Regions from separate parts of the Homo sapiens genome. Here region 2 is linked to region 1. A link is an interaction called in ENCODE POLR2A ChIA-PET data of the cell type or tissue named here. Cell type or tissue: MCF 10A. All regions are shown on one strand. Each heading gives the region's core, and the rest is flanking DNA. Links, peaks and the distances in the headings are about the cores only. Region 1 has its middle 17 kb from the start of OR5K1. Region 2 overlaps CLDND1 (claudin domain containing 1).

What was found. ChIA-PET counts read pairs that join two places held together with the same protein. Peaks named below come from ENCODE experiments on the same cell type or tissue, not always from the same donor. Only the 100,000 strongest peaks of a DNase experiment are listed, where the experiment ranks them.
Region 2: POLR2A ChIA-PET joins it to region 1 with 19 read pairs; 3 of 35 experiments call an interaction of 5 or more read pairs at or near these places.

What each region holds. Positions count from the first base shown.
Region 1 is chr3:98,440,723-98,451,241 of GRCh38, reverse strand. No RefSeq gene overlaps it. Among named protein-coding and RNA genes, the nearest start is that of OR5K1, 17 kb to the left of the region's middle. RefSeq lists enhancers at 5,184-5,323, 4,602-5,801. In MCF 10A, for the core only: no CTCF peak of the experiment used is centred there; a DNase peak (open chromatin) is centred at 5,141.
Region 2 is chr3:98,508,384-98,518,902 of GRCh38, reverse strand. It overlaps CLDND1 (claudin domain containing 1), which reads left to right. Exons shown (of 5, transcript NM_001040181.2): 3 at 1-18; 4 at 1,714-1,851; 5 at 2,024-3,420. The coding sequence ends at 2,244. Among named protein-coding and RNA genes, the nearest start is that of CLDND1-AS1, 8.9 kb to the left of the region's middle. In MCF 10A, for the core only: no CTCF peak of the experiment used is centred there; a DNase peak (open chromatin) is centred at 5,572.

The DNA.
Region 1 (10,519 bases), core at 1,546-9,545:
AAATTGTAAACTAGAAATGATTAAGCTTACTGAGGAAGTCATGTCAAAAGCTGAGATAGGAAGAAGGCTACGCCTCTTGTGTCAGTTAGCCAAGCTGCAAATGCAAAAGAAATTAAAAGTTTTTCTCTAGTGAACACACAAATGATGAGCAAAACAGCCTTACTGCTTATATGGAGAAATAAAACAACAAAACTGAGGTGACAGCACACCTATTTACAGCATGGTTTACTCAATATTGTAAGCCCATTGTTGAGACCTATTGCTCAAAAAAAAACACCCAATTTATTTCGAAATATTATTGCTCATTGACAATATGCCTGTTCACCCTAGATCTTTGATAGAGATGTATAAGGAGATTAATGTTGTTTTCATATCTGGTAACACAACATCCATTCTGCAGCCTGTGAATCAAGTAGTAATTTTGACTTTCTAGTCTTATTATATAAGAAATATATTTCATAAGGTAATAGGTGCCATAATTAGTGATTCTTTGGATGGATCTGAGAAAATTAAATTAAACTTTCTGGAAAGAATTTATAATTCTAAATGCCATTAGGAACATATGATTGGTGGGAGGAGGGCAAAATATCAAAAATAACAGGAGTTCGGAAGAAGCAGATTCCATGGATGATTTTGAAAAGCTTCGTACTTCAGTGGATTAAGAAACTGCAAACGTGGCAGAAATAATGAAATAACGAGACCTAAAATTAGAAGTGGAGCTTGAAGATGTGACTGCATTGCTGCAATACTGTGGTAAAACTTGAACAGAAGAGCTGTTTCTTATGAATGAGTAAAGAAATTGTTTTTTGAGATAAAATCTACTCCTGGTGAAGATGCTGTGAACATTGTTGAAATGACAACAAAGGATTTAGAATATTACATAAACTAAGTTGTTAAAGCAGCGGCAGGGTTTGAGAGGTTTGATTCTAATTTTGAAAGGAGTTCTACTGTGGGTAAAATGCTCTCAAACAGTATCACATGCTACAGAGAAACCTTTTGTGAAAGGAGGGTTCAGTCAATGTGGCAGGCTTTATTTTTGTCTTTTTAAAAGAAATTGCCACAGCCACTCCAGCCTTCAGCAAACACCATCCTGATCAGTTGATGGCCGAAGCCGTCAACATGAAGGCAAAACCCTCCACCAACAAAAGATCACTATTCGCTGGTCTCAGATGATGGTTAGCATTTTTTAGCAATAAATTATTCTTTAAGATATATACATTATTTTTTGACATAATGTTATTGCACAATCAGTAGACTATAGTACAGTGTAAACATAACTTTTATACGTACTAGGAAACCAAAATATTTTATATATTCATACCTTCTGAAGATATCTGCCTATATGGGCCCCTTGTTTATAGACACTTTTCTACAACAGCCAAACTTGTGAGCTACCCAACTAGGCCACAGGCTTTCCTGCTTCCTCTTCTTGCCTTTGCCAACCTACCTAGCCTGTTTGTTACTCATTTCCTTCTAGAATCTGCCTGATGTCAAATTGATCTTTAGTGTTTTTCTCGGTTATCTGGGTTAGAATTTTGTGCCACTTTTTAGGTCCTATGATAGACACAGTTGCCCTGCCCTTTGCCCCGGACCTACTCTGTGGGTCACACGCACACTGTTCCTGTACAAATTGACTAAGGCTTTTCGTGCCTTTTTTTTTTTTAAAGTTCCAGGCAGAACTTGCAGGTACATTTGTGCCCTGGTGGTTTGCTGCACCTGGTAACCCATCATCTAGGTTCCCTCACCTCATCCCCCACCCCCCACTCCCTAACAGGCCCCAGTGTGTGTTGTTCCCCTCCCTGTGACCATGTGTTCTCATTGTTCAACTCCCACTTATGAGTGAGAACATGCAGTGTTTGGTTTTCTGTTCCTGTGTTAGTTTGCTGAGGATGATGGCTTCCAGCTTCATCCATGTCCGTGCAAAGGACATGGTCTTGTTCCTTTTTATGGCTGCATAGTATTCCATGGTGTATATGTACCACATTTTCTTTATCCAGTCTATTATTGATGGACATTTGGGTTGGTTTCCATGTCTTTGCTATTGTGAATAGTGCTGCAATAAACATACATGTGAATGTGTCTTTATAGTAGAATGATTTATATTTCTTTGGTTATATACCCAGTAACGGGATTGCTGGGTCAAATGGTATTTCTGGTTCTATATCCTTAAGGAATTGCCACACAGTCTTCCACAATGGTTGAACTAATTTACATTCCCACCAACAGAGTAAAAGCGGTTCTATTTCTCCACAGCCTCACTAGCATCTAATGTTTCTTGACTTTTTAATAATCCCTATTCTGACTGGTGGGAGATGGTATCTATTATGGTTTTGATGTCCATTTCTCTAATGATCAGTGGTGTTGAGCTTTTTTCATATGTTTTTTGGCTGCATAAATGTCTTATTTTGGGAAGTGTCTGTTCAATCTTTTGCCTACTTTTTGATGGGGTTGTTTGTTTTTTCTTGTAAATTTGTTTAAGTTCCTTGTAGATTTTGGATATTAGCCCTTTGTCAGATGGGTAGATTGCAAAAATTTTCTCCCGTTCTGTAGGGTGTCTGTTCACTCATGTTAGTTTCTTTTGCCATGCAGAAGCTCTTTAGTTTACTCTGGCCATGCAATTTCACTTCGCTTTGGAAAGGGCCAGGATGACATCATCAGAAATTTAACACTGAGGGAATGACCCTCAACCAATAAAAATGGGGGCTGGGGCTGGGCGCAGTGGCTCACACCTGTAATCCCAGCACTTTGGGAGGCTGAGGCAGGGGGAATACCCGAGGTCAGGAGTTTCAGAACAGCCTGGCCAACACAGCAGAACCCCGTCTCTACTAAAAATACACAAAACTAGTCTGGCCTGGTGGCGCACATCTGTGGTCCCAGGTACTCAGGAGGCTGAGGCAGGGGAATCGCATGAACCCGGGAGGTGCAGGTTGCAGTGAGCCAAGATTACAGCCACTGCACTCCAGCCTGGGCAACAGAGTGAGACTCTGTTCCAAAAAAAAGGGGAGGCGGGGGTGGTCAGTGGATATGTACTTTGACTTTGACTTTCTCACTGCATGGTGAAAAATGTTGATGTGTGTTTTTAAGTCTTTCAGAAGGTCCCTGATTTCTTATAGATATAACCTACTTATTAATGCATTAATGGGCTTTCCTCCTTCCTCTATCTCACTTCTTCATGCTCATTATGCATCTTGAATTACTAACCACATAAACTACTTGCACCCCTATCCTTTTCTCAAAGTCTGCTTTTGGAGAAACTCAAAGTAAGATTGGACTGGACAACACACTCACCAGCACTGTTTTTTTATATTTTCTTATTCAACCCTTACTTACTCAACTGTCATGTTATCTCTTTGAAAGTGAAACTTTGGGGTTTTGTTGTGGGAGTTTTATTAAATGAGATTTGTAAAAATCTTAAGTTCTCTGTAAGAGGAGCCATTATGGTTGTTACTGAGTGCTTTTGTAGTTGAAAGCCCTCACAACATTATATAAGAGAAGAAGAGCAAGGAATAGTTATTGACTAAATTATTACAGTGTGATGGTGCTAAAAGGAATTCAGGCCAAAACCAATTCAAGGTCCTTCACTAAAGGGGCTATACCATTTTAACGCTGAAGAGTGTAGAGATACTTTACGAAATAAACATTTGATATAGATTACGTTGGAGACAGGGCACTAGGGTGATTTGTCTGAGGTTAGATTGTTGTAGGGTTTTTTTTTAAAATAAAATAAATTATTTTAAAAAAATCAGCTTTCTGGAGAGATTTTCTAGGGTTCTCTGTTTCATATAATAAAAATGTGATCCTCAAAGAGTAAACTTCAGCTCTGCTGGCTAATGATGTCTCTGGCCCAAAGGGATGACTCAATTCAAATGCTCTTCTCATTCTGTCTCACTAATGTATCTTTACCAGAAATCCCTGTCTAGTTCCTAATTACATCCATTGTGCATTGCTTACAAATGAAACACAACCTCCTTACAGTTATGGAACTTGTCCAATTTCCAATCTCTGAGGGGCCAAACTTTTAATAAAGTCTCCAGTGAGGACATTCAGGTTTACTAAAACTTTCACTGAATATTATTAATTTAGGCAAATCTCCCCAGCTAACCAGTTAAAGTTAAAATTAACCAAGTCATACACAGATTTAATAATTCTCAGTGAGCTTAATTTCTTTTCCAAGAGCAGTACCCAAGAAAATCTTCAATTTTTTTTCTAGTCTGGAGTAAAAATAAAAAACAAAAACAGAAAGAAGCACCTATAAACTGGGCTGTTTAATGTATTTTGGTACTCTGTATTAGAATCTTTTATTTATATTTATATCGATATAAAATAGCAATATCAATATATTATATTAATATACAAATATAAATATAAAGTTATTTATATTCATAAACTTGATGGTGATGATAACATCCAACCCTGAGGTGAAAGACTGAAAAGGGATTTCCATGTGATATTGTTTTTGGAAGAAGCCATAGTTTTTCTTTTCTTTTTTTTTGTTTTCTTATTTATTTGTTTTTTTATTTATTTGTTTTTACTTTGCTTCCAATTAGCAGGAATGGATTCTCTCTGACTCAACTCTTTAATTACCAAGGCATTTTCAGCCATCATACCCTGAGTTTACAGCTGAGGCTTTATGTATTTTTAAAAATTAAGATATAATACACTTGGGATATAGTATAAAAATCTTCTGTGTATCGATGAATTGTTATTTATCCACCTGTGTAATATAATCACCTTAGTTGTTGATATCCTCTAATGTACAGCACTTTTCTTCATTTTATATATCCTTTTCTTCTGCCTCACCTTCTTTTCCATTTTCCCTCTTCCCATCTCTATGTTTATCCCTACTACCTCCCATTTCTCCACCTTCTCTACATCCCTCTCTACTTACAGCTGCTCTCCACTTCTATTCTCCCTTTTGTTCTCCTACCTAGTCTCACTTCCTCTTGTGTAGGTGTATCTGGAAGTTCCTGTGCTGGTTATAACCTGTTGCTTGATTTTATTACTCACCGCTGTAGAGTCTTGCTGAAGCTCTAATTGAGCCCAGGATCAAAGCACATCTATAGAGGATAAAGTGGGACGGCTATGATTGGCCATTTCGTACCCACGGTGTTTGGGAGAAACAGTCCAGCCCCTCTTTTAAGAAATGAGCAAGACACTGATTCCATCACATTGACTCAAGCTGGCTTTCAAACCAGAGGACTGGATGCTGAATCAAGCTGCCTGATCTGTCTGGACATGTCACTCTGACACTGGCATTCAAAACAGTAGGTGAAGGTAGCTTTACGGACAGAAGAAAGAAAGCCAGTATTTACCAGTTCCTTATGTATTTACATTTTTTCAAAATGAAAAGTTTTTATCATAAAATTGTAACTTTTATACACCATGCATAGGAAAAATGAAACAAAAGAAAACACAGCCAGAAATATATTAAAAAAAACTTAAAAATCTATGAAATATACACACTTGGTGGCTAACTAAAAATAAGTATTATTGACATTTTAATTGATATCTTTTCAGAATTATTTCTCCTATTGCTTTAGAAACTTGGAATCATATTGGAAAGAGTGTTTTAACTTAACATATTAGAGAAATCTGTCCTTATCAGCAAGCAAAAATTATATAATTAAGCATAATCAATATGTACCACTATTTTAAATTCATTCCCTTTTAATGGGTATGTGGCTTAATTCAATTTTTCTATTATAAATAAGCTACTAATTAATATCCATTAAATATATCCTGAATCTCTAGTCTAATAGAAATGAAATATTTGCATCAAAGGGTATGAACATTGTAAAGGCTTTTGATCTACTTTGCTCAAGTGCTCTCCAGAAAGATTGAGTTAATCTGGGAAAAGTCTCTGCTCTATTACACCACCAACAAACTGACTAACATCATCCTTTTTAGTTTTTGCCACACTGATATTTCTTCTTTTTCCTTGCTTCAGGAAATTAAAATAGATAGAACCCCAAAACTTGTTTGCCATTTGTATTTCTTCTTTGATAAATGTCTATTGATCTTTCCTTTTATTCAAATGTTTGCCTTTTTCATCATGATGTGTTAAGAGCCTCTTATACATCAAAGGTGTTAATATTTCCCTTTCTCCCATAAATGTCCTGAATATTTTTCTTATAATATTATTTGTCTAACTGTTTTTTTTGTTTGTTTGTTTGTTTGTTTTTACATATAGAAGTTTTAAAGTTTTACATTGTCACTGTATCAGGGTATACTCAGGAAAACGGAGCCCTTGCCAACGATTTAAATAGAGAAAATGCAATTCAGGAAATAATTACAAAGGGTGTGAAAAGTAAAAATTCAAACAAGGTAACCTGTGATAAGCTCCTACTGGAAGGACTGGTGTTAACAGAACTCAGAATTCTGTCCATAGGAGAGGTTATTCTGCAGAAGCTGGAATCTCTCTGGGGATACAGCTAAGTGCTAGAGACACTGCCTATAGCAGACAAAGAGTGAAGAAATATTGTGGCTTATATCCTCCACTCTCCAATTTCTTATTAGTGTCTGCCACTGGGAAAATCTAGCCAGAAGTCATTTGAAAGAAATTCTGGGAAATATAGCATACAAAGGCAATTTGATTGCGATACAAAACTGACCGGGGGAAGCCGAGAAATAGAAGGGGAAGCTGAGAAATAGATTGAGGGTAAACAGCGAGTGTTTAAGAGAATCATATACATTAATTATTTCTATTTATGACTTCTGGCTCTGGCATTAATAAAGTCCTCTTTTTCCCTAAGATTATTTCTTTGATTTGTATTTAATTTTGAGTCTTACATTTTTAGTTTACATAAAATATATGTTGGTGTAAAATGTGAGTATGTTCCCTGACAGAGGAAGGTCCAGCTGCTTGTTCTCGAGCTCTAATAAGAAGACGCAGACAAACTAGGAAAGATGGGAGTTTATTTCTGCAACCAGTTACAGGGAGAAGGTCAGAGTAACTCACCAGACCATCTCAAAGTTACAAGTTTTTTTCTGATACTTACATACATTTTAAGCTCCATGCTATGTGCAGGATTGCACCTACAAGCAGAAGAGTTTCATTCAATCTATGTCTAATCTTTAACTAGGGGGTCTGGGGTCTGGAAAGCTTTCTTTAGAGTCTTAGTTTCTTAATCTTAAGACAGAACCAGGTGTATGTGTAGGAATGCTATTACTATTCAATCACACTTTAGGGTCTGAGAAAACCCAGGTGGGATCTTAATGGGTTTGTTTTCATATTCCCATCCTCATACTCAGGCACCAGTTTCTCCAGTTCTTTATTTAACTTATCCACTCATCAAAATTATAGTAAAGGGTAATGGAAACTAACCGCCTGGTTGCTAATGGAAACCTGACCTGCCACAAGTAAGGATCTAACTATATTGTTTAATGACAGCCTAGTTGGCCCAACACCATCATTTGAATTAGATCTTTACCATATTGATAATTTTTAAAGAAGTTTGGGTTTATTTTTGTACTTTTTACTTAGTTCCATATATCTCTTTGTATGTGTTACAGAAGCTAAATTTCAGGTAAGTGTGAGCAAAAGTTTGGGGAATTCCTTCTGCTACCCATTCATAGGGTAGAAGCTATACCTTAGGCATGGCATGACATCAATGCAGAAACAACAATCACTTTTGCCCCCCCTCATTGGTAAGGCAGAGGTTCCACACTGGGAAGCCAAGCTTAGAAAATAAGAGGCTATGGTCCACACCCAATGCCTACTCCTAAAGCAGGGATGTCACTCACAGAGAAGGAGGCCACTGTTCCCACCGCCAAGCTTGGGAGTGTAGTCTCAGAAATTTTCCCAGGAGAAAATATGGTTATTCACATACAAAAGAATGGAATTGAACCCCTATTTCACAACATACACAAAAATTAGCTCAAATGGCTCAAATACCTAAATGTAATAGATAAAACTATAAGCTCTAATAAAAATAAGTATAAATATTGTGACATTGTGTTATGCCACAGTTTCTTAAATATGACACCAAAAGCACAGGCAAAATATCAAAAATAAGTGAGATTTCATCAAAATTAGGAGTATTTTTGCTTCAGAGGATACCAGCAAGAAAGCAAAGGACAGAACTAGATTTGGAGAAGATATATGAAAATCACATTTATGAGAAGAGAGTTTTATCTAGAATATATAAAGAACTTTTATCACTCAATAATCAAACCTCAAATTACCCTGTTTAAAAATTGGCAAAGGATCTGAATAATTATTTCTCCAAAGAAGTTATACAAATTTCAAATAGTACATGGAAGATGCTCAGCATTATTAAACATCAAGGAAATGCAAATCAAAACCCAGTGTGACACCACTTCACATGAAATATAATAACTATAATAAAAAGACAGAAAATAGCAAGTCTTGGCGAGGATGTGGCAAAATTGGAACCCTCATGCATTACTCTTGGGAATGTAAAATGGTTCAGCTACTTTGAAACACAGTCAAGTTATTCCTCAAAAAGCTAAACACAGAGTTACCATAAAACCCAGCAATAACACTCCTACCTTAATACCTAAGAGAAATGAAAAGATATGTCCATATGCAAAGTTGTATGCAAATATTCAGAGCAGCATTATTCATAATTGACAAACTAATGCTAAAGCTTATAATGAAAGATAAAAGACAGGTATAGCCGGCCGGGCGCGGTGGCTCACGCGTGTAATCCCAGCACTTTGGGAGGCCGAGGCGGGTGGATCACGAGGTCAGGAGATGGAGACCACGGTGAAACCCCAATCTTTACTAAAAATACAAAAAATTAGCCGGGCTTGGTGGCGGGCGCCTGTAGTCCCAGCTACTCGGAGAGGCTGAGGCAGGAGAATGGCGTGAACCCGGGAGGTGGAGCTTGCAGTGAGCCGAGATCGGGCCACTGCACTCCAGCCTGGGCGACAGAGCGAGATTCCGTCTCAAAAAAAAAAAAAAAAAAAAAAAAAAAGGCAAGTATAGCCAACACAACACTGAAGAAGAACAAAGTTGAAGGAAATCACACTACTGATTTCAAGATTCACTATGTAGCGGCAGTGATCAAGATAACATAGTATTTCTGAAAGAATAAACACAGAATTCAAGGGAACAGCATAGACAGCTCAGAATTGACTCACACAAATGTTGTCAGTTGATCTCTGACAGAGGAGCAAAGGCAATCTATTGAATAAAGATGGCTTTCAACAAATGGTGCTGGAACAATTGGACATCCATATACAAAAACTATAAAGCTAGATATACATCATACGTAATTCACAAACATTAAGTCAAAATGGATCATAGATCTAAATGTAAAACTAAAACTATAAGCTTCCAGAAGAAAGATAGGAGAAAATTTAGGTAATCTTTGGTGTGATTATGAGTTTTAGATACAATGCCAAAAGCATAATCTATAAAAGAAAACATTGATGTTTGTTATAGTAAAATAAAAACTTCTGCTATGAGAAAGACACTTTGAAGAGTATGAAAAGACAAGCTGCAGACTTAGAGATGACATTTGCAATACACATTTTTGATGAAGAGCTTGTATTCAATATATACAAATAATGACTAAAACTCAACAATAAGCAAATAAATAATCCAAATTTAAAAGGACCAAAATATAGGAATAGGCATCTAACAAAATAAGATACACAGATGGGAAACAAGCATATAAAAAGACACTAGACAAAATCCAATAATACTTAAAATACAAAACGCTAATGAGGATGTGAAGCAAGAGACACACACATACATATCTTCAGTCTGCCAGCTGAGAGGGCCTAGAAACAATGATACAGAAGAAGCAATGAACACACCTGTTACCCAGATCTTGGTTTCTAATACCATTCTTCAATAAAAGGAACTAGAGTTCGTTGGCTGATTCTAGCAATGGAGCAAGAAATATACAGTATGAGTCTGGAGCATCTGGCAATGACCAAATAAAAAGGTGCTAAAAAACCCCAACCCTATAAATAGAACTTGGGAGAAGGATTTTAATCCATATTTCAATAAGAATGCAGTAAAAAAAATGGAGCAAGACAGGGTAGGGGCACATGTACATAAATGAACAAAATACGTACAGCTAGAACTAGAGTCTGATAAACTTTTTTTGCCCTGAAGACAGTCATCCCATTGAAGACAGAATTCCTGGGAAAAACATACCAGATGACCAGGACCAAGCACAGAGACAAATCAGACACAGTGATTTTGAAGAAAACATGTTGTCCTTTTGTTACCAGTATAACTGGACTTATTTTTTTATCCTATGTTAAGTGACTGAACTTCAGTTTTTACCTGACAAAAGTAAAGAGAGCCTTTTTTAAGAAAAGCCCAAAGCAAACAAACAAACAAAAATACAACCCAATATATACACAATGACGTGTATATGGACAGGGATGCAGGAACCAATGGAAACAGCTTCCAGTAGCCAAAGATTACATGATTTGATCAACAAAATTAAGGAAGTAATATTTGGATATGCTCAAGTTATAGAATAAATATTGTGCATCAATACTAATGTCAATAAATGATTGAATAAGTAAACAAATA
Region 2 (10,519 bases), core at 1,770-9,769, 67 kb before region 1:
TTGATCTCCTTAGGACCTGTGAGTACTTTGATTTCACCAGGACAGTTGGGGGAACAAAGATAATTTTATTTGTCTCTTTTTGGACTATGTTTTTGGAATAAGATGAGTTAGTAGATTGTGCCAACGTGAAATAAAATCTCTAACAGTATCCAGTGAACTCTATTCTGTTGATATTTTAGAAGGTAGATACATGCTTACCAAATTTCAAATGATTTGAAGTTGACAGGGCCAACTACTTCATTGGATGATGGGATCTAGACCTTCAAAAGATGTTATTAATGGGCCCATTTAGTAAAAGGAAATTTAGTTGAGATAACTTATACATTCCTATATTTGAATTAAACACTTTCCACTGCTTGAGTTCAGGTAAGTATATGTGAAAAAAGTTTACTGCAAGCTCTAAATGAGTCAGTGAGTTGTCAGGCCTGTCAAAAGTGTTTATCCAGTCTTAGGTGATAGTAACAAAAGGGTAGATGTCAAAAAAGATGAAAGTATTTATTAGGAACAACCTATTCCCTGATGGTCAGGCAGCCCATGAAATACTGTCTTCAGATTTGAGCCTCAGTTTTCAGGGCTATAGGGACTTGCCCAGAAGAATGACCATGTTGTAAGAGAAAAGGTTGAATAAGAGGTAGGTATTCAGTTTTATAAAGAGAATGTGTAGCAAGCAGTTTATTACTAGGAGAGTTTGAAAGAAAGTAAGTTAGAAAAACACATAAGAAGTTCCAGAAAGCAAAACCAGCACCAAAAGGTGTAAAGTTTAGTCAAGATTGATATGAATGCATTTCTAATAATGAATATTATTGGAAAATGGAATGGCATGTTTTGTGAGGTCATCAGGTTTTCTTCCCATGTTGATGAGAGATTTATGATAATTAAAACTACCTTTAGATTCTCTGCTTTGTGCTTTATATATATTCTTCAACAGCCCTATAAGACAGGTCATTTATAATTACCATTAATTTACTTGTTGTTACTGCCTTTAGATCATATAAAGACCTAGATATTGTTGGTAGGTAGAGTCAGACTGATTTTTGTATCAAATCCTGGCTCTACCACTTACTGTGTTATTTTTACAAGTTATTTATGACTCTTGCCTCAGTTTCCTTAATTACAAAATGGAATTAATAATAATACAGCTGTAGCTATGGGGGATTGGATTCAGGACCCCCTGCTAATTCCAAGGTTGCTAAAGTACCTTATATAAAATGGCATAATATTAGCATATAACCTACACAATCCTCCTGTATACTTTAAATCATCTTTAGATTGCTTATAATACCCAATACAATATAAATGCTATGTAAATAGTTGTTATACTATATATTTGTAAATTTGTATCATTTTTTTTTCTGAATATTTTTAACCCTTGGTTAGTTGAATCTGCGGATGTGAAACCTGCAGATATGGAGGGCTGACTGTACCTACTTTCTAGGGTTGTTGGGAGGATTAATACAGAAAATGTGTAGACAAACATAGCATGGAACATAGTGAACCCTCAGTAATTGCTACTACCTGTTAGTGTCCTTTTACTTTTATCAGGACAAGAGTAGCATCCTTTTGAATAATGTGCTTTAGAAAAGAGGCCTCAATGTTAAAATACTTTCACACTTTTTGAGAAAAGATCTAATTAGAATATGAAAGAAATTGCCATTGCGGGGAAAATGGTCTGAAATCACGGTAACATTTCTTTTCTCTCTTTTTAAAAATCAGATCTTTGGCGTTGCCAGTTCCTTTTACCTTTTGTGAGTTTAGGTTTGATGTGCTTTGGGGCTTTGATCGGACTTTGTGCTTGCATTTGCCGAAGCTTATATCCCACCATTGCCACGGGCATTCTCCATCTCCTTGCAGGTAGGTTTTGTCATCATACTTACCTTTTAGCTTCTTCCTGTCTCTTTAGGGACCAAAGAGTTATAAATCTGAAATGTTCACGTATTAACTGCCCTGTCACATTGCCTGAAAAGCTCTTTACTGTGCTTTTATCCAGCCATGTTTTGTTTTGTTTTCTAAATTTTCCCCCAAGGTCTGTGTACACTGGGCTCAGTAAGTTGTTATGTTGCTGGAATTGAACTACTCCACCAGAAACTAGAGCTCCCTGACAATGTATCCGGTGAATTTGGATGGTCCTTCTGCCTGGCTTGTGTCTCTGCTCCCTTACAGTTCATGGCTTCTGCTCTCTTCATCTGGGCTGCTCACACCAACCGGAAAGAGTACACCTTAATGAAGGCATATCGTGTGGCATGAGCAAGAAACTGCCTGCTTTACAATTGCCATTTTTATTTTTTTAAAATAATACTGATATTTTCCCCACCTCTCAATTGTTTTTAATTTTTATTTGTGGATATACCATTTTATTATGAAAATCTATTTTATTTATACACATTCACCACTAAATACACACTTAATACCACTAAAATTTATGTGGTTTACTTTAAGCGATGCCATCTTTCAAATAAACTAATCTAGGTCTAGACAGAAAGAAATGGATAGAGACTTGACACAAATTTATGAAAGAAAATTGGGAGTAGGAATGTGACCGAAAACAAGTTGTGCTAATGTCTGTTAGACTTTTCAGTAAAACTAAAGTAACTGTATCTGTTCAACTAAAAACTCTATATTAGTTTCTTTGGGAAACCTCTCATCGTCAAAACTTTATGTTCACTTTGCTGTTGTAGATAGCCAGTCAACCAGCAGTATTAGTGCTGTTTTCAAAGATTTAAGCTCTATAAAATTGGGAAATTATCTAAGATCATTTTCCCTAAGCATTGACACATAGCTTCATCTGAGGTGAGATATGGCAGCTGTTTGTATCTGCACTGTGTCTGTCTACAAAAAGTGAAAAATACAGTGTTTACTTGAAATTTTAACTTTGTAACTGCAAGAATTCCAGTTCAGCCGGGCGAGGATTAGTATTATTTTTAACTCTCCGTAAGATTTTCAGTACCACCAAATTGTTTTGGATTTTTTTTCTTTCCTCTTCACATACCAGGGTTATTAAAAGTGTGCTTTCTTTTTACATTATATTACAGTTACAAGGTAAAATTCCTCAACTGCTATTTATTTATTCCAGCCCAGTACTATAAAGAACGTTTCACCATAATGACCCTCCAGAGCTGGGAAACCTACCACAAGATCTAAAGTTCTGGCTGTCCATTAACCTCCAACTATGGTCTTTATTTCTTGTGGTAATATGATGTGCCTTTCCTTGCCTAAATCCCTTCCTGGTGTGTATCAACATTATTTAATGTCTTCTAATTCAGTCATTTTTTTATAAGTATGTCTATAAACATTGAACTTTAAAAAACTTATTTATTTATTCCACTACTGTAGCAATTGACAGATTAAAAAAATGTAACTTCATAATTTCTTACCATAACCTCAATGTCTTTTTTAAAAAATAAAATTAAAAATGAAAAGAGACTCAATTGTATATAGAGTGTCTGAATTGATTTAAATCTCAACACTTTAGGATAAAGAAGTGGAGGCAATCTCTGTGGTTGTCTGTGCAAAGTGCATCTTGCTGTACAGGGCTGTCGTTACATCCTGTGTTTGGGTCTCTTGTTTGATCTTCTGGGAAATGTAGGAACCCCTTCCCCCTATTAGAAATAAGAAAATCTTTATCTTTTATTTTTCAGAATTTTAAACCATGTTCTCAAAAGTAGTTTTGTTATCTCTACATGTCATACTTAATGTGGCTAGTTTTCAGTAAAGTCATTTAGTGGCTGTGGATGTTTGTGTTCTATAGTAAATAACCAAGTCAGCTTCTGACTTAGAACAAAGTCAGCATTACTCTGTAGCCAATTATTGCCTGTGAAATGACTGGTTACTCAGGTTTCTATCTAATCTTAATTCTTGAAGATTCATTACCCTTCAGCGCCTTCTGTGGAAGGTGGAAAAGAGAAAAGCTAAATGAACAAACAAAACACCTTTGGGAATGGGATAAGAAAATTTTTGGCAGCATGACATTTTTGTATTGGTCAGTTATTTTAAACAATGTCCCTGCCTCTTAATACCCCAGAGTTACATGGGAAGCTACTAGCACCATAACCCCTGGTGCTGCATTGTAGTTGGTATTTTTAGCATGTTGCAGGGTAGCTGAGGTTATCTTTCCTGCAAAGACTTTTTTTCTTTGGAATATATAGGGCTGTATTGTTCATTTAAATGTGAAACTGATTCTAATCAGGTTGAACCATATGAAACTGCAGATATTCAGCCATTTTTGATCAACCTAATAGATAAAATCAGTGGCAAGGCGAACCCTATTTAATCTTTGAAAGCAACCCCCAAAGTAAAAAATTAATTTTCAGATTTTTCAGAATGAATTTTTTTTTCTTTTGGGGTGGAGTTTCACTCTTGTTGCCCAGGCTGAGTGCAATGGTGCGATCTTGGCTCATCACAACCTTTGCCTCCTGGGTTCAAGCGATTCTCCTACCTCAGCCTCCCGAGTAGCTGGGATTACAGTCATGCACCACCATGCCCAGCTAATTTTGTATTTTTAGTAGAGATGGGGTTTCCCCATGTCGGCCAGGCTGGCCTTGAACTCTCGACCTCAGGCGATCCGCCCGCCTCGGCCTCTCAAAGTGCTGGGATTACAGGCATGGGCCACCATACCCGGCCTCAGAATGAATTTTGTGGCAGTTTAACAAATGTGTTTTAAGACTTTGATTTTATAGCTCCTAACTAAATGATGTGGGTAAATATCCTCTATGATTTTTAGCAAAAGACTCATTTCAAAATTTATTAAGTATAGCCATAAAACACAATTTGGCACAACAACAACAACAACAAAAAAGGAATTCTAGAATTTATTCAGATAACAGTGTGCCTTCTGTCTGCATCATATTACACTAGGATTTCAAATTTATAATCTAATGGGAATGTGTTAAAATTTTACCTGCTGTAGTTGTGTGTGTGCACATGCACACGTGCGTTAAGGGAGAGGATAGGGTTGACAATCACTCCTAGGTGAACTCATTTAGTCATATGATTTGAGAAGAATGAGATGACCACAAACCATATCAATTTAGTTTGTTTTTCCATTCCAGAAACATCACCAAATTGCAGACTAGCACAGTTAAAACCTATAGACCCTGTCATGTTCAATTGACTATAACATATATAGATCGGGCCATTTTAATACTTAGCCTTCATATAAACTTTCACCAAAAATGAAAACCTGTTAACCTAATTTTGCTGATTGAAAAACTTTCTTTTTTGTGAAATGGAGTCTCACTCCGTCACCCAGGTTGGAGTGCAGTGGCCCAATCTTGGCTCACTGCAACCTCCGCCTCCTGGGTTCAAGGGATTCTCCTGCCTCAGCCTACGGAGTAGCTGGGATTACAGGTGTGTGCCACCATGCCCAGCAACTTTTGTATTTTTAGTAGAGATGGGGTTTCACCATGTTGGCTAGGCTGGTCTCAAACTCCTGACCTCAAGTGACTCACCCACCTTGGCCTCCCAAAGTGCTGGGATGACAGGCGTGAGCCACTGCACACGGCCTGATTGCAAAACTTTCTGAAATTCTCTAGCAGCTAAAAGAGCAGTTAATGGGTGCAGCTCTGAAGATGCAAATTGTTATTTCACAAGCTTGATGCAGCTGTGTCCTGGCACAGATGGGTGGAGGCTTTTGTCCTCCTTTCAGCACTCTTCTCAAAGGGAACAGTGATTCATACCTTGAAAAGTGAGGAATAAACAAGGAAACGGATCTAAATTATTTTTCTACTGCTCATCAGGTGTTCTTATACTCCATCGTAATAAGATACATTTTTCCCTGGGGCCAAATTACATGCCATCATCCTGCAAATTCATGATGTGAAAATGCTCAATTGTAAAAAGAGTAACAATTATTTGCCCTATAGAAGAAGTTACCATAGAGTGATTACATTCTCTTCAGTGCCAGAATTTCTATTACTAGCATTACGTGTATACAAATATACATTATTTGACATATAAACATTTACATACTTTCAGCAAACTTCTATAAAAGCAAGATCCAATTTATATTACTTTGTATATTTGCAAAGGTTTAGAAATGTGAAATGAGAATTTTCTTTCTGCCGTACACCTTTTAAAATATCTGAGTTACTAAGTAATGTGTCATCTTTACTGGTCCAGTGTTAGTGTCTCAGTATGTGAGCTTTACCTCACCTGCCCTGCAGCCTTTCAGCCCCTCCCAGTCTTCCGCATTTTGTTCGTTTCTTTCCCCCCTTAGCTTGTATTGTCATTGTATGTTCACAAACATCTTTGGTTCTCTTGCTCCCATAATTTCCTATGACACCTCCCTTCGCAATCCTTAGCCCTATCTTCATAGACTGTGCTGTCCAGTTTTCTTAATCTTAAGATATCAAGGATGGCTGTTCAGAACTACTAAGTTGATTCTATAAAAAAGTATGCTGTTTGACTTCAACTGCTTTATAATTCTAAGCATCTCTAATTATTGATCTTTTAACACCCTGCCACACATTTTCCAAGTCTCTACAAATGTTAGTTGTTGGAAACCTTTATTCTTCCTGCTTAACTTCCATGGAAGGAGTTTATGCTCTCTTTTAGAAGGGAATACTGGAGTCAACTCTTGTAGTATCTCCCAGCCTTATTTGCTTCTCTATATAAAAGAAGAATGTATTATCTGGTTGGAGAGATTGCTGGAATCAGGGCATCCACAAGGAGCAGCATGGTATATGGTGGTTAAGTATTTAGCTTGGGAGACAGAATGCGAGCTTTGTAATCCCAGGTCTATCTTTTGTCTCTTAGCCTTTTTCCAAACACCGCTTTTCCCATCTGTGAAATGCTTTGATTATCATATGTCTCTTAGAGTTGTGATGAGGATTATGTAAATTGCTTAGCATAAAGTAGTCGCTCAAAAACTGCTAGTTATGACTGGCTGCATTGTGAGGGGTTGCCAAGCCTATAAAGTGGTGGCTCTTAGCCTAGGCTGCACATTGGAATTTCCTGGAGAACTTAAATGTTTTCATTCCAGAGAATCTGATTTAGTTGGCCTGGGCTATGGTCGGGTCATTGAAATTTTTAAAACCTTTCCAAGTGATTCCAATGGGCAGTTATATTTGAAAGCTATGTTTAAACGCAAGAAATAGGATTCTCTCTCTCCTAGGCAGATTATGAAAGAGTGGGCTGTGGAGTAAACAGACCTGGCTTGGTGTCTGCCTTCTAAAAGCCATTTCTCTACTGTGCTTTCCACACTCTTCTGTTGACTGGCTCTTTGTGACAGGTCCCAATCCATCCCACCTCTGATAGTTGGAGATGCGTATGAAGAGTCTGCTCTGCAGATCCAGTGCACCCCTGGTTCTCAGGTTCAGATTTGGCAGGATGTAATAGGAAGCCTTGTTTGTTTTGGCTTCAATTCCAAATTATTTTCTCTAATCCGGTACTTTCAGGGACCCTGTAATTTGAGGTCATTAGGCCTCTATAAAGAAAGTGAATATTCTTATCCCTGTCTGCTTATCAGTTCATTGTGTTCATACTCTTGGTTAGAACTAGGAAGGAAGGAGGCATGCATGAGTGATTGATGTTAACTTCTACCCAAGCTAGAAATTCTGAGGATGAACATATAATAGCATTATCTATAAAATGGGATATTATCTGCCTCAATAGGTTTTTGTGATGGTTAAATAAGAAGGTATACGTGCAAGTTTTTAGAACACCTTTGAAAACATAAGAGCTCAAAAAGTGTTTGGTACTATTATTTGGACATTAATGCAGTGCACGGGAAGGAGGCAGCCTTTGCTTGCCCTGTGTGGTCCAGCTCTAGGGCATGCGGGACTCTGAGCTGTTGGGGTTTACCACAAGGCTACACTCCAATGGGGATTAGAACTGGGGCTGGTGTTACATTATTGGGGAAGTCTTCTGTTTCCAGTAAAGGTTTGTTTCAAAACAGAAAGGGCTTCATTACATGGGCTTTTTAGCCATACAAGCCTCTCAAGGTGGAAGAATTTTTGCTTTTAAAACTCACATTTTAATCCTTTTTTTCAAGTAGGACAGCAGTGGGGTGGAACTTTTGGCCTTTCAATGATTGTGCTATTGGTAAATCGAGATAAATGCATCAAAAACCTTTCTATTAGTCCATTTGTGATTCTATAACAGAATACCTGAGACTGAGTAATTTATAAATAATAGAAATTTATTTTTAATGGTTCTGGAGGCTGAAAAGTCCAAGATGCCAGCAGATTTGGCAATTCTGATTCCAAGACAACACTTTGCATGCTTCATGCTTCAGAGGAGAGGAAAACTGTTCCTCACATGAGAGAAGAGTAGAAGGGCAAAGAGGGTGAGAGTGGGCCAAACTGTACCAATTCCACCCATGAGGGTGGAGCCCTCATGGCCTAATCACCTCTCAAAGGTCCCACCTCCTAATAGTGTTACAATGGCAATTGAATTTTGACATGTGTTTTGGAAGGGGCAAACTTTCAAAACATAGCACTGTCTTTATGTTGTTTAAAATTGGACTCAGGTCCATTGAGGGAAGTGGAAGAACTTGGATTCCTGCAGCTTGTTTGCAGGCTCCTGAAATCAGCCTCTACAACATGCAATCCAATTAGATTTGGATGGTTCATTTTAAGTTCTGAGGGTGGAAGTAGATTTCAGGGATCCACACCATGGTTCCACTGCTGAGTAATGGTGGATATTATTCATGAGCACTTAACAAGATGCCAAGTGGCACTTGTTACCATGGACTCAAAGGAGGATTCAAAGATATGAAAGATAAGACATTATCTAAAAAATTCTAGAGAGAGTTCCAACACTTGATGCTAAAACACCCTTGTAATGGTTAATATTAAGTGTCAACTTGATTGAATTGAAGGATGCAAAGTATTGTTCTTGGGTGTGTCTTTGAGGGTATTGCCAAAGGATATTAACATTGGAGCCAGTGGACTGGGAGAGGCACATCCACCCTCAGTCTGGGTGGGCACAATTGAATCAACTACCAGGACAGCCAGAATAAAAAGCAAGCAGAAGAATGTGGAAAGACTAGACTGACTGAGTCTTCTGGCTTCCCTCTTTCTCCTGTGTTGGGTGCTTCCTGCCCTTGAACATTGGACTCCAAGTTCTCCAGCTATGGGGCTCTTGGACCTTTGACCACCGACTGAAATCTGCACTGTTGGCTTCCCTACTTTTAAGGTTTTGGGACTTGGACTGCCTTCCTTGCTCCTCAGCTTGCAGACGGCCTATTGTGGGACCTCACCCTGTGATCATGTGGGTCAATACTTAAACTCTCCTTTATTTAAACATCTATCCTATTAGTTCTGTCCCTCTAGAATACCCTAATGCAGCCCTCAAGGACTAATTTAGAGCAGCAGTACCCAATTTGTCATCTTAACCATTTACCCCAGGCCTTGTACCCTCCACCTAAAACTCCCAAGCATTTGAAATAAGATACCTGGGGGAAGGAAAGGGAGGGAAAGGCCTTGAGCCTTTGAGTGGAGAGTGCTGTGGCCTCTCCCTCTTACTCCCTCCTATGCATTAGGCATTACTCTAGGTGAACAAGTAGAGCTACTCTGTAATTAATTCCTGACTTTAACATCCACAGAACTACTCTGGATTTAAACAGATCGATTTGCAATCCCAATTCTTTTTACTAGTTGAGAAACTTTGGGCAAGTTCTGTCATTCTTTAGGTCTCAGTAGGATAATAATGCCTATTTTTCACGTTCACTGTGAGGCTTATAAGGTAATATATGTAAAGTGCTTAGCATGGAGTTTGGTACAATTTAAGCTTTCAATCAACAATAACTGTTATTAATCTTCAGATGATTTCAAATCCCCAGCCCTGCCTTCTCCCTAAACTCCAAGTCCAAATTCCTAGGTGCCTTCAAGGCAGCTTCATTTGAATATTTTCATGATACCTAAAATGTAATATGTTTAAATTTATACTCATTTGTCTTCTCATAACTGCACCAATTCTCATTTGTTTTACATGTTTTCCCATCAACTAGACTTTTAATGTTGACATCATCTTTGACTCCTTCTTTTCCCTGGCCTTCTATATCCAATTAGTTATCAAGATTTTTTGATTCTATTTCAGTAATGCCTATGTCACTGAAACTCTCCTGTCTAGTCACCTTAGTTCCGGTTCCTTCCTGGATGATGACAGTAGACTCTCTGCTGGTCTCTTTGCCACTAACTAGCTTACCTGAAACCCATTTTACACATCCTGCCAGCCTAATTTGCTAAAGCATAGATAATATCGCATCAACCTTTTACCCCAAAACCATCAACAACTCTCTACTGCTTACAAAAGCAATCTAGAATAAAGTCTAGATTTTGTCTAACATCAAAGCTGTAACATTGTCTAGCTCTATCTTTGGATCATTTTCTCCTATTCCTCTCCTTTAGTCACAGTCATTGTTACGTTTGGACTTTCTTATATCTGTGATTCATCTTATATTGTCTTTATTTATGGAATGCTATTCTCCACATACTCAAATCTTGATCTATACCACTTCACTGCAATTCCAGTTTCAAAAATCATGACCACTTCTTTACCAATTGAAATAACTGAAGACTCA